2 separate regions of the Homo sapiens genome follow, and region 1 is linked to region 2. A link is a contact called in ENCODE Hi-C data. All regions are on one chromosome and are shown on one strand. Each heading gives the region's core, a stretch centred on a gene start or an enhancer-like site at or near the end of the contact. The rest is flanking DNA. Distances are from core to core; before and after follow the strand shown.

The links. A loop is a pair of places that touch in the nucleus more often than their neighbours do. Pooled maps may share reads with other maps.
Region 1: a map of naive thymus-derived CD4-positive, alpha-beta T cell shows a loop between it and region 2 (8-fold over the local background). The contact joins the promoter of SLC25A46 here to the promoter of DCP2 in region 2. A Hi-C loop is called at or near these places in 1 of 168 maps with a recorded cell type or tissue (naive thymus-derived CD4-positive, alpha-beta T cell), 1 of 37 single-sample maps with no recorded cell type and 12 of 50 pooled maps.

What each region holds. Positions count from the first base shown.
Region 1 is chr5:110,736,691-110,743,008 of GRCh38, forward strand. It overlaps SLC25A46 (solute carrier family 25 member 46), which reads left to right and starts at 2,317. Exons shown (of 8, transcript NM_138773.4): 1 at 2,317-2,712; 2 at 5,357-5,399. The coding sequence starts at 2,430. It also overlaps a transcript of TMEM232 not described here. RefSeq lists enhancers at 1,900-1,949, 2,200-2,329, 2,340-2,409, 3,654-4,155, 4,156-4,655.
Region 2 is chr5:112,972,841-112,979,682 of GRCh38, forward strand. It overlaps DCP2 (decapping mRNA 2), which reads left to right and starts at 3,958. Exons shown (of 11, transcript NM_152624.6): 1 at 3,958-4,146. The coding sequence starts at 4,094. LOC105379126 (a long non-coding RNA gene) reads right to left here and starts at 1,945. Exons shown (of 2, transcript XR_948679.3): 1 at 1,858-1,945. RefSeq lists enhancers at 3,449-3,498, 3,529-3,608, 3,624-4,383, 3,919-3,968, 4,039-4,128 and 2 more.

The DNA of each region.
Region 1 (6,318 bases), core at 1,067-3,566, 2.2 Mb before region 2:
TCTTCCCCATACAGAGCCAGGTGGATTCCTATAAAACATCAATACAGTCACATTACTCCTCTACTCTCAAAAAACCTAAATTTTGTTCACCACCGACAAGGCTTTGCAAGATCTGGCACCTAGCCTCCTTTCAGCTCTCATTTCCTATCACTTTCACCCTTTCTCACTGGCTACCTAGTTTGCTATCGGGGCGTTTCTCTTGCTCAGCTCTGCCTGGAAAACTTCTCCCACATATTCACAAATGGCTCACTCCCTCACTTCATTCAGTTCTCTGCTCAAAGGTCACTTCTTCAGAGAGGACTTCCTTATTCTAAAAAAAAAAAAAAAAAGCTTCCTTTATTGCTCACTTAGGCTTTTTTAATACAATCATGTCATTATTTGACATTGCACTATATTTGACAGGATATATTTATCTGTTCTTTGTCTCCCTAAACTAGAATGTCAGTTCTAACAATGCAAGCACCTTGTCTGGCTTATTTATCATTCTATCCTTATTGCTTAAAATAGTATCTGACACGAGATAGGTGCTTAATAAATATATTTTTGTTAAACAACTGTATGGATATACACTTTAAATAATAAATTATTAATCAATAATAATTATTTGATATTTGCATTCCTGCTTATTTTTTTCCTATTATGAGCAAGCATGCCATAAACATATGTATGTTATCCATGCCAGAAACATGTAAAAAACCCCTATATTTGTTTTCTAAGATTTTGGAGTCAAAAAATATGGTTATTTTTACAGTTTTTGATACATAGTGCCAAACTGCTCTCCATCAGAAAGTTATGTTTTATATCACTTCAGAAATTAATGAAAGCTACTTTCTTCTCACCTGGAAAGACAATGTGCATTTTCCCTTTTAAACACCTTAATACGTGAAAGATAATTAAGATTTACCTTTTTTCAATTAGTAAAGGACTTTTTATATGATATTATCTATTTACACTTCCTTTTTTTGTATGAATTGCCTCTACATGTCCTTTGCTCATATTTCTGATTTGCCTTTATTCATTGGTATGAACTCTTTGTACATTAAAGCTACTGTTCCATTGTTTAAACCATGTTAAAATGTCATTTTTCTGTTTGTGATTTGCCTTTCAATTGTGATTACTATATATTTTAAAATTTACTATATGGACATTTAAATTTTATACAGTCAAGAGACTCAACACCTTTGCCCAAGCTGCATCGCAATCAAATTTAAGAATGTCAATTCGTTATTTAAAAATGTTAATTATACATTTTAATGTACGCTATCAAAATATCTCATGTAACCCATAAATATATACACCTACTATACACCCATAAAAAATAAAAAGTGATAAAACCACAGAAAAAAATGTCAGTTCAATCAAAACAAAGTTGATTATCACTCTCAATCAAGGTTCGCATCTGGAAGATCGAGAACTGCACGTCAGAGTTCTCTTGGAAAAGCTCTAGGAATCCTGGGCTTCCAACGAGTTGAAGGAACATAGGATGAAACCATGGAAGTCTTCCTCAGATCTGGGGAGGGAGCCTGGCCCAAGAGCCCGTGGAGCTAATGAAAACAGGTAGTAGGGGACGCTCTACAGTAGTCCTCTCAGTTATTCAATTAGAGGTCCCAATTTTGAACGATATAACTGGGATTTCAATACCCTGAGTGATTTAGACACATCAGAAAAAAATACGACAGAAAACTATAGTTTCTTTACAGCCTTAGAAAAGGAAAACGCGTAATTTCTAACTCCAGGAGGACAGTATTCGAGTACGTGGGTTTCTTTCACCCCCGACGTGCACTTCAACTTTTAAAATGCTTGCTCTGGTGGTCCACAGTACTTTCGCGTTCACTGGGCGGTACCATATCTCTCAATAGATTTGATCCAAAACCCCAAGTGCGGGAGACAAAGCTAGGTGGAACGTTATTAACCCTCCACAACTCCAACCTCTACTAGCTTCCTCGGAGCAGGCGAGGCACCAGGCCCGTGAGAAAACACTGAGATCTGGGGCGTAGCTGTGACATGGGGTATTTCTGGCCGGGATCTCACCGGGTAGGCTCCACCCGCGGGTTATCGGCTCCCTCCAAGAAGCATCTTTGAACTCCTCCCATGCAGGCCCTATTCCTACACCAGTTCTCTTTCTGGAATCTCTTTGGTACTGTGTTTCATTAATCCCACAACCATATTCCCACCTATTCCCTAACGACAACAAACTTTTAAGGTCCAGGTTACCGCCGCGTCTCCCTAGCAACCGTGCCCTTTAATGGTTGCCGGAAGAGGCTATAATCACGTGCTCCGAAGACTTCCGGGTTTCCAACGTGACTTCCGGTTGTCAGAATTTACCCCTGACGCGGCGGCGGCCGACGGGAAGCTGTGTGTGCTTAGGTCGTGGTGGCCCCGGTGGTGGTGGGCTCCGGGCGGGCTCGCGTCATCCTGCCCCCGCTGCGATGCATCCGCGGCGCCCGGACGGATTTGATGGCTTGGGCTACCGGGGTGGTGCCCGGGACGAGCAGGGCTTTGGCGGCGCCTTCCCTGCAAGGTCCTTCAGCACCGGGTCGGACCTGGGCCACTGGGTGACGACTCCCCCAGATATCCCCGGCAGCCGCAACCTGCACTGGGGCGAGAAGAGCCCGCCCTACGGCGTGCCCACCACCTCCACCCCGTACGAAGGCCCCACGGAGGAACCCTTTTCCAGTGGCGGCGGCGGCAGTGTGCAGGGGCAGAGCAGTGGTGAGAAGCATGGGGACCGACACAGGGATGAGGGGTTACTGGGGCCGCGGCTTGCGGCCTGCAGACCCCGGAAGCGGCGCAGAGGATCCCGCCTCCTATTCCTTCTCATCCTATCGCGCGCCACACCCTTTGCCCTCCTTTGGTCCTCTGCCCCTGAGGCTGGCCTCCTCTTCCTCACAAACGAATTCTCCTGGATCAACTCCAAAAAAGACATCTGCCTTAGCTATGGGGTGCATAGCAGGAATTTTTAGAGGTTTTGGTGTCTCAACTGATGGTCTGAGTTAAAAAGGAGATTGGATTATTAACTGTTCCCTGATTCACTTTGGCAGCTCTATTTTCTTGATTTAATTAATTAATTAATGTGTTTACTTGTAGTTTTGTGTTCTGAAAAGAGAAGCCTTTCAGCATAAGCATACTTGGGTTCAAACTTGGTTGTGCCACTCGTAATCTGAACAACTTAACCTCTGTGAGCCCTCAGTTTTCTCATCTTTAAGATGTGTAGAAGAATCCTGTATGGGACACATAGGCTAAAAAAAAAAAGTTTCCTTCCTTTTCCTTTTTGAACACAGGAGTTTTGTCTGCTTTTCAGATCCCCAGTCTAGAAAGTTTCCTTCCTATAATTTTCCTTTCTGCTTTCCTTCTGCTGACCTAAAAACTACATATAAAAGTTAGAAACACTGATACAATTTCAAGATAGGACTTCGGAATCATGACATAATTATTCTCCATGGGATGTCAGAAAAGCTGCAACACTGCATGATGTAGATATTTTCAACATCCTTTTTTATTCATAAAATGTGAATAATGGCTACCTCTTTCTATTCTTCTGGAATTGTTAGAATAATAGATTAATGGTATTAATATTAAATTTATTGTAGAAATCAGCTTTATTCTTATTTCCTCGACTTTGACTTGGAAGTACAATAATATTTAACTAAGAAGAACAGACTAACGAATGTCTAGTGAGTAAATGAGGATGTGAAGAAAGATAGATGACTTACCTAGCTAATTGTCATACAATTAGCTTTTTGACTCTTCCCGGTTTAAAGTTATGCTTTGGTGGTTACAATGAGGAGGAGTTCCTTGACACAAGCAGGGGTTTATTTTGCAGCCTTAACAGGTGGGTGAATGTTAATTTTGCAACAAAGATAGACACCTAAGAGACTTACACAGTAAACAAGATTAAACCTTCCTAACACCTTCCAGAAAATGCTAGTAGCATTTTCTGTTGCTATTTGGGGATGATCTATACATACAAAATGGGTAAGGCCGGGCGTGGTGGCTCACGCCTGTAATCCTAGCACTTTGGGAGGCCAAGGCGGGCGGATCACGAGGTCAGGAGATCGAGACCATCCTGGCTAACACGATGAAACCCCGTCTCCACTAAAAAATAGAAAAAATTAGCCGGGCGTGGTGGCGGATGCCTGTAGTCCCAGCTACTCGGGAGGCTGAGGCAGGAGAATGGCGTGAACCCGGGAGGCGGAGCTTGCAGTGAGCCGAGATCGCGTCACTGCACTCCAGCCTGGGCGACAGAGCGAGACTCCGTCTCAAAACAAACAAAAAAAGGTAAAATCTAAGGTAAAAGTACCGTAGGTGGGTAAAAGAAGCTTTCTATTTAGCTTATACATTTTTCTAGGGTAAACTGCGTAATTTCCCAGGAACATGCTTAGGTGGCCTTGTTCTGATTGAAAGGGAATAGTGAGGGCAGTTGCTTCACTTGAAAGAGAAGAGGAGAGAAAGAATTGTAACTTGTGAATATTGTATTATAGTTAGAATTTGATGTCTGGTCCCCTGGGGTTGTAATAGTTCACCACTATGACTTTGAGTTTAGTCAAGAAGAAAGGCTTTTCTCTTTTGACATATGCATAGGAATGTTCCCAGCTGTGAACTTTTCCAGTAACATAACAGACATACCATCTGTAGTAGCATTTAGGTATCCAGTAACCTACTCCAATTAATTAAACAGCTAGCCTCAAACTATTTAAAACTTGAAGAGATGGGGGAGAGCTGTATTTACCCATTTTGGTTATCCCTAAGTACCCTTTCAAGTTAATAATTTAGAGGTGCTTTACTTGTAGTTATTGGTTTAATAAAGTGCTCTCCGTCAGTAACAGTGAATAACTAGTTTTACAGCATAAGAGGTAAAGTCGCAGGTGGAATATCAGCTGCGGCCAACCATGGAAAATTTTTTATTTGATTGGAATCAGAAGCTGAAAACTGGTAGCCCTTAGGTTCTGTCCGGATATTTGTTTCATTAGGCCAAGACAATGTGTTAACAGTTTTTGAAATAGTTGTCCAGGACTTTAAAATTGGAAGCTTTTATATAAAATGAGAATATCTTTTTTTGAAAAAATTACAACTTCAAAACCCTGGGCCCACACTCTAATGTGGCAACAATGAATTGGAGTGAAAGCGTAATTGTGCTTTAAACACTCTACACCTTGCAATTTGCCACAGACCCCAGCAGAGTCCTTCATTCATTTAAATTATTTACCTGGCCCCTATCAGAATTTGACTTTGAGGTTTAAATGAACAGCAGGTTAATAAAATAAATTTTTTAAAATTGTTTTGAGACTAAACCTAAATTGTCAGTAATTGGTTATCAGTAATCTTATTTTTTTATTTCTATTTTTTTTTACTTTAGAACAGCTGAATAGATTTGCTGGATTTGGTATTGGACTTGCAAGGTAATGTTTTATCTAAAGACGTTTACAGCTTTTATTTATTGAATTTAGAGTTTTTCTTTAATTTACAATATTAAATGATTATTATTGCTTCCTTTAGGTTGTTTCTTTGAAGCAGCAGCTTAAATTTTGAATAATATTTTGCAGAAAAAAAATGACCATTATTTAAAATATATAATTTGATAGTTTTTCCAGTAAGGATAGACTAGTCATCCAATTTTATAAACACAAAGTAATTTTGTAATGAGTATTGTAACTGTTTTCATGGGTCTATCCAAAAAATAAAATGAAGTGTAATCTTATCTCTCTCCCATCAAAATAATAATTTAGAATGGGGTTCATGAAGATCAAATGGCTCTGCTGATAAGAACTTTTTTCATAGGACATTTTCTGAAAGAAAAATTACATGGCATTTAATGATGCCATGTAACTGACGTGTCATTTCCCACATCAAACATACAGTGATCTAGTTTCATTTTATACCGTAGATATTAATATTGTGTATTATATATTGTTTCCCTTACTTACCTGTTTGCAGATCTGGTTTTCATTCTTTTCATGGGTCTATCCAAAGAATAAAATGAAATGTAATCTGTCTGTCTCCCATCAAAAAAGTAATTGTGCATGGAGGCTTCTTTCTAAACACTCTAATGCTTACAAGATATTTAGCAACATAGCATCTAGATTTTGTTCATAATCAGCGTTTGGTGATAGCATTACTTTTTTTTATATCTAACGATCATTTTAAGAAAATCCTTTAGTCTTGATTATTGTGATCCTTAGTGAATACCATTTTCAAAAATATTGGAATTGCACAAAGCTTACATTTCATGCCATAATGATCATTATTTTAAACATTTTAACGAAGAAAAACACCTTATTTGCATAATTAAACCCGAGGGTGTTAATGTCAATATAAATA
Region 2 (6,842 bases), core at 2,708-5,207:
TTCTCCTGCCTCAGCCTCCCAAGTACCTGGGACCAAAGGCGTCTGCCACCACACCTGGCTAAGTTTTTGTATTTTCAGTAGAGACAGGGTTTCACCGTGTTAGCCAAGATGGTCTCGATCTCCCGACCTCATGATCCACCCGCCCTGGCCTCCCAAAGTGCTGGGATTACAGGCGACCTCACTCAATTTAAAAGGCCAATAAGCAAGTTAAATATTTTTTAGGATTCAGTGACAGCTTATTTTGTTGTGAGATTATTATATTTGAATATTATAGTATAATATGCTGTACAGGCATAAACAATAGTTTTTGTGTCATTCTCCCTAAGGCAGAATTCCTGCTATGAGTTTAGAACTGAATGCTAGTCCTGACTCAATTATATACTGTTGCTTAATCATTAATCTTTGAGTCATTTAATCTTTATAAGCCTCATTAATCTTTGTCTATTTCATGTAGTAATAAAGACTAAATGAGGCCAGGCACGGTGGCTCATGCCTGTAATCCCAGTGCTTTGGGAAGTTGAGGAAGGAGGATTGCTTGAGGCCAGGAGTTTAGGACTAACATAGGCAACCTAGTGAGACCCCTGTCTCTACAAAGTTTTTAAAAAAATAATTAGCCAGGCCTGGTGGTGCGCACTTGTATTCCTAGCTACTTGGGAGGGTGAGGTGGGAGACTGAGCCCAGGAGTGAGCTATGCCACTGCACTCCAGCCTGGGCAACAGAGTGGGATCTTGTTCCAAAAAAAAGACTAAATGAAATAGCATATTTTAAAACTATAAAGGTTTTAATCAACCTAATTATTTAAAAATCAAATCAGTATTATAATTTAAGAACCCTAGCATCTCCTGTTCTCCTGTTACCTCAACTCTAAGCTCCCCTTTGTCATTCTCAGCTGGGTCCTGTGAACAATTAGATGGAATTGAGGCCTTGGTGTCCCTATTCACTTTAACAGGGATGGCACTAGGTTCAAGAGGCTGAAGAAGAGACCCAGAGCCAGCAAATGAGGCATATGGTTTATTGAGAGGAACTTGCATACAGAGCGGTCCACTAGAGGTGAGCTGGACATGAGAACAACATCACCTGCAGAAAGCATGCAGTTTATATAGCATTTTCATTTTGCACCCTCTCCCTAACAGCTTCCACCTGACAACTTTCATTTAGCCCAAAACAAAGGGCCTAGCCCTCCTGTGCAGCCTGCATTCCACAGGGCTCAGATGTTCCTCATAGATAAGGAATGAATCTTGGTTGTAACTGCAAACTCATTCAGGTTGTCTGCCACACAGGGTCATTCCCCTGGGTCTGCTTACGTTACTGCTGTCAGGTGCCTCTACCATACAGTTGGCTTCTTTGGAAGTCATGGCTTGGGGGGCTGCTATAAGGGTTGCACTAGTCCAGCTCCTGGAAATCTGTGTGTGAGGAGGCAGTGGAGGGATGGGGCATGGGCAAGATAATATCTTGGACCACAGACATCTCAGAAACTCTTAATAAGGCAGATTGGTTTAACACCATGTGAGAGTTTGGGGACTTCCTGGCCTCTAAGAGCCCAAAAGGGGTTGTATAGCTGCCCCTAAACTGGGAGACTAGAAAGCTAGTAAGAAGAATTCCTCCAGGTGCTTCAGCAAGTGCTTGGTAACCTGCTTGTTTCTATTAATATACCATTGGCCCATGTGGGTGAGCACCACTTTGCCTTGAACTGTTGTTCCACTGCCATCATTTAGAATACTCTAAAAACTAGACTTGAGCTCTAAGTGAGACAACTAAGAAAACCACTATGGTGCCTCCCAGTCAGAGAAAAGACATTCAGTCAGAACAGGTAGAATGCACACCCAGCAAAATAGAACTGAAGGGGCTCACTCTTACCTTTACCAATCCATCCACTACACTGGCTGGAGGTCCAACTGCTAGTATCTGCATTTCTTTGCCGTAGGACTTTTTCTGGCCACCAGAGCCCATCTTGCTGCCCATGTAGCAGGCTAGAGTGCAGACCCCAGGAGCTGCCTTCAACCAATGAAGGAAGTTGGTATATAAATCCCCATCTCCCTCACCCCTTGAGTGGGATAACTCTGAGGTATATGTTTTATACTGGCCACCAGAGTTCTCCAGTGACAGTAAGCTCCAGTTAACCACAGTGCTAATTTCCTTGATAATAAACCTTTTGGCTTTCCTCCCCTCCTTGACTCACTTTCCTGCTCTCCTACCAATGTTTCCCAAGATCACCTCCCTCACAGGCTATCTGCACTCAAAATCTTGTCTCAGTGCCTGCTTCTTAGGAAATCTAAAATAAGACTTGGACTGTGCTGGGAGTACTGAATAAAGCAAATGGAATACTGCAGCCTGTGCTTCTGTACTGGACTCCCAGAATACATGAAGCTGTGCCTGGAAGCATTTTCTCTTTAGGGAATTTCATCAGCAGAAAGAATTACGTACAGATACTGATACCATGTGTTTCCAACCAACAGCTCAGCCAGATCATCCTACAGTGAAGCTCTCAGGAAACAAGTACCATCTACAAGGTGAGAGCTTCCAATTAGCTTTCAAGGCACTTGACTCCAGGTTAAGGCCTTACTCTTAAGTGTGAGTGAATAGTCAAGGACTACAGAGGCTTCTAATAGGATAGATGAGATCAAGATAATAGCAAAAAGCAGCTGAGAGGAATAAGACTACTCAGGGAGAAGAAAACGTCAAAATCTATTATTAATATCCTCAGAAGGATAAAATAAAATATACAAAGCAAGAATGTGACACCACAAGAAAGGGGCATTTGAAGAACAAAACAGAACTCTAAATAAGTAAAAACTCTGTAGTTGTCAGGAAGATAAATTTGAGGAATTCTCCAAGAAAGAGGGGAAAAAAAAGATGGAAAACGGGAGCAAAATAGATGGTGACGGGCCTCTTATGCCAAAGGAACTTGGGCTTGATCATACAGCAGAAACTGAAAAGATAACTTGTTCCTATCTGAGTAAAACAAAACAAAATGTAGGCAGTTGCACAGGCCAAGAATGGAGGCAGAGTCAGTGGTTAGGCAGCTCTCACTGTAGTATGGAGAAATGATGCAAAACTGAAGTACACAGTGGCATGTGACAAATTTAGACAAAAGATGGGAGATTAAATGGTAGAACAGACTAAACTTGTGACGGAGCAGGTGTGTGTGGGCCTGTGGGTCTGATGTAAGAGGAAAAAGAACAGATGGATCTAGTTTCTCCAAAGATCCCAAATGGATTGGTCTCCATTAAGCAAGACGAGGAATGAATAAGGACGAGCAGGTGGGGATTGCTTTGTGCAGAGGGTGGAATACAGATCAGAGTTCAGCTTAAATCAGTATTTTCTAAGATTTTGCTAGGTGCCAGATACTGAGATAAAGTCCTTGTCTTCATGTTTGGAACCAGGTGCCTAAGGAAGCACAGAGGAGAGCCACCTCCAAAATGGATACCCTCTCCAAGGGTTTGTAGTGAAAGAGGCACAGCTCTTGGCCTGGAGTTGGTGGGGGCTGCGATAAGTGCAAGATACTTGGTGACAGGAATCGCGAGCATACTCTTGTGTTGTACGGATTCTCAGGGTCGGCCCTGCAGAGGAAAGAGCTCAGTCACCGCGAGGTCCTGCACAACATGCCAAAGTCCCGGATATGTGTCCGGGGTCTACACCTAAGCCCCGACCCCTCTGAACTTCCCAGAAGCGCGCAGGAGGCATGGTGCGCATGCGTGTAGCCACCTCAAAGGCGGCGGGAAGTTGGTTTTCTGAGTAGCAACTGAGCAGCTTGAAGACGGATTGGAAGTAGCAGACCAATAAACAAACGTCTCATTGGCTTAGAGTGCTTAGAGTCCCAATTCTTCAGCTTCCCATTGGGCCTTTCAAGCGAGCAGGGGCGTGACTCCGGGGGCTCCGCCCCGAGCCTTGGCCCAGTCTTGGGGTCCAAGGCTGAGGGAGCGGGACGGAAGTGAGCGGGTCCCGCCCCTTCCCCTTCTCGTCTCCGTTGGAGTCGTCTCTGCCGCGGCTTCCTCGGCTGCCAGCTCTCCGGCGAGCCGGAGTCCTAGTGCCGTACCGTCAGTCCCCGGCCGCGCGGAGCCGGGATGCACTGTTCCTGCTGTGGGTCCTCATCATGGAGACCAAACGGGTGGAGATTCCCGGCAGCGTCCTGGACGATCTCTGCAGGTACCGCGCTACCCGACCCCCTTTCGCCCCCGTCGGGTTTTCTCAGTTTCGCGGACCCCCAGAGGCCTCTGGGTCTTCTTCCCCGCCCACGTCCATGTCCTCGCTTTCCGCTCCCGCCGCTGCTCGCTTTCCATCGTCGACCCTGCTCTCCGACGACACCGCCCCTCTTTCCGCCGCAGCCTCCCTGTTTCTCAAGGCCCTCCGTCCTTCCCCGCAGAACACCCGGAATTTCCTCATTTTTTAAGTTACTCAACTATTTTGCTTTCCCGCAGGCGTAGCCGCTTCGCCGGAGCCTGGGTCTTAGCGTTTTGCCGCCGCCGCCGCCTCCCTCTCCCATTGTTTTTTCTGCCTCTGTGACTTTTCCACGCCGTGCACCCCCTCCTCCCTGTGTCTCATTCCCCGATTCTGAAGGAAGACCCCCAGGGTAGTAATTTAAGGCTTAGGATCCCAGGTACGCGGACCTGCGCAAGGAGCAAATTTTCGGACTTATTCTGACGCCTGCGTGTTATTTGTCCGTGGCGTTCTCTGTAAATTCCTGTAAGGAATTACTTTTTTTTTCTCATCCCTGGACTTGTCTTTGGGGGAGAGAGGGAAAAAGTGTAGCGCTGCTTTTCTTTTTATCCTTAATAATCCTATTTTAAAGGAAATTCTCAACCGCGGGGTTTTAACTCAGGGTGTATACTTCAGATGAGAAATTTTCTGCATTCTTCCCCCTTGTCAACTCTGATTTCAGATAGCCAAACACGTGTAGGATACTTAAAAATGCTTATTTTCCGAAGGTAAAATTTGGAGTGCAGTGATACCCGGAGTTGTCGCCAAGTGTGTGTGGATTGTGATTACAAGTGATAACACCTTTTCGTTCACAGTTACTGTGTTTATGTTTTAAAAGGCAGGCTTTTAGTAGTTGTATCTCCTTCATGCAGTTTTTTTTAATGGAAAGTAAAGAACTGGTGTTTGTGGAGTTTTTTGGGGTTTTTTTTGTTTGTTTGTTTTTTTGTTTTTATTTTTTGAGACGGAGCCTCTTTCTTTTGCCCAGGCTGGTGTGCAGTGGTGCGGTCTTGGCTCACTGCAACCTCTGCCTTCCGGATTCAAACGAGTCTCTGCCTCAGCCTCCCTAGCAGCTGGGATTACAGGCACCCGCCACCACACCCGGCTAATTTTTGTATTTTTAGTAGAGACGGGATTTCACCATCTTGGCCGTGCTGGTCTCGAACTTCTGACCTCGTGATCCACCCGCCTCGGCCTCCCAAAGTGCTGGGATTACAGGCGTGAGCCATCGCGCCCGGCCTGGAGTTTCTACTGTGCACCAGGCACTACCTTTACATGTATTGTTTTATTTAATCCTCAGTCAGCCGTGTTTGGTAGGTGCAGTTAGTATATTTCCATTTTCATCTGCGCAAACAGATTCAGGAACTTTGTAATTTACATAAGGTCACATTCATCCTAATTCACAAAATCAAGATTTCACACCTATTCCTTTTTCTTTCCAGTGCCTGTGCTTTTTCTCTCATACCAAGGAGAAGTAATAAGCCTAACGTTTTAAACCTCACAAAAGTACATACAGAAAAGTAAATAGCCTAATTTTGCAACTAATACAAATGGCGCTGTACTTCTTTGGTGATGGTAGATTTATAATTTTTGAAGTATGGTAGATTCAAATGAACCACTGAAAAGGCATTTAGTTTCTTGTCCCAAATAAAAAAAAAAAAAGGAAAAAGAAACTGAATTTGATATGTGTATGTGGGTTAATGACTAGACGCACATCAACCAATAGTGGGATTATGAGATTGTGATCTTTATTTTTTGTTTCCAATATTTTTTATGCATTTTATAGTTAGAAAAAAATTGAAGATAAGTATTTAGAAAGGTGATCAGTAATTAGCTGTGTGTTAATAGGGTTAAGAGTTGATTTAGAAAAAGATGTGGTAATCTTAAACATTTTACAGACATCAGAGCTAGTCTTCCTTCTAGTATTGGGGTTAATTTGCATATTATCTAGGATTACATCATTTAAATAAGTGATGTCAGCTGTTAACGATTTTATGTATGGAACCTATTCACAAAATAATTACGTTGTATTTTGTAAACAATATGTTAAGCACCTGTCAAGTGTTAAAGATAGTTGGTTTTCCAGTGAGTGTATTTAAGCTGTTAAACAAATATTTTTGAATGGAGTAACATTTTTTTCCTTTCAAGAAATTTCTTTTTGCAGTTACTGTTTTTGGCTGTATAAATAAGGATATGATATATTTAAAAATTAGGGCTGGCTGTAATAATGAAACCAAATAAACATTTCTCAAAACTTCAGATTTTAAAATAAATGCCATTTTCAAGTTAATATTTATAGCTTTGATTAATTGAAATATTTTTAATGTTACAGATTCAAGCTTTTCATTGTAGACTAAAACTTTTTTTTTACACTTAGAATTTGGTAAACTTCTGTAAAAATAAAGCTTAATTTGAGGTTAATTTTTCTGAACTTCTTTGCTCTCTTTTATGTACGTCTTGATTTATGAATTCAAGCTAGGTGCTTGTTTTTACTCCCTTCATTTTTTGCCCCAATTCTGTTGCTTATTATTAGTGTATATAGGAAGTTTTCTTTTGTGTTACTTTGTTTTTTGATAAATTACATGTTTCTGTTAAATCTTGCCTTTTGATGTGGAGAGCAGCAGACTTAAATTTTCAAAATGTGACTT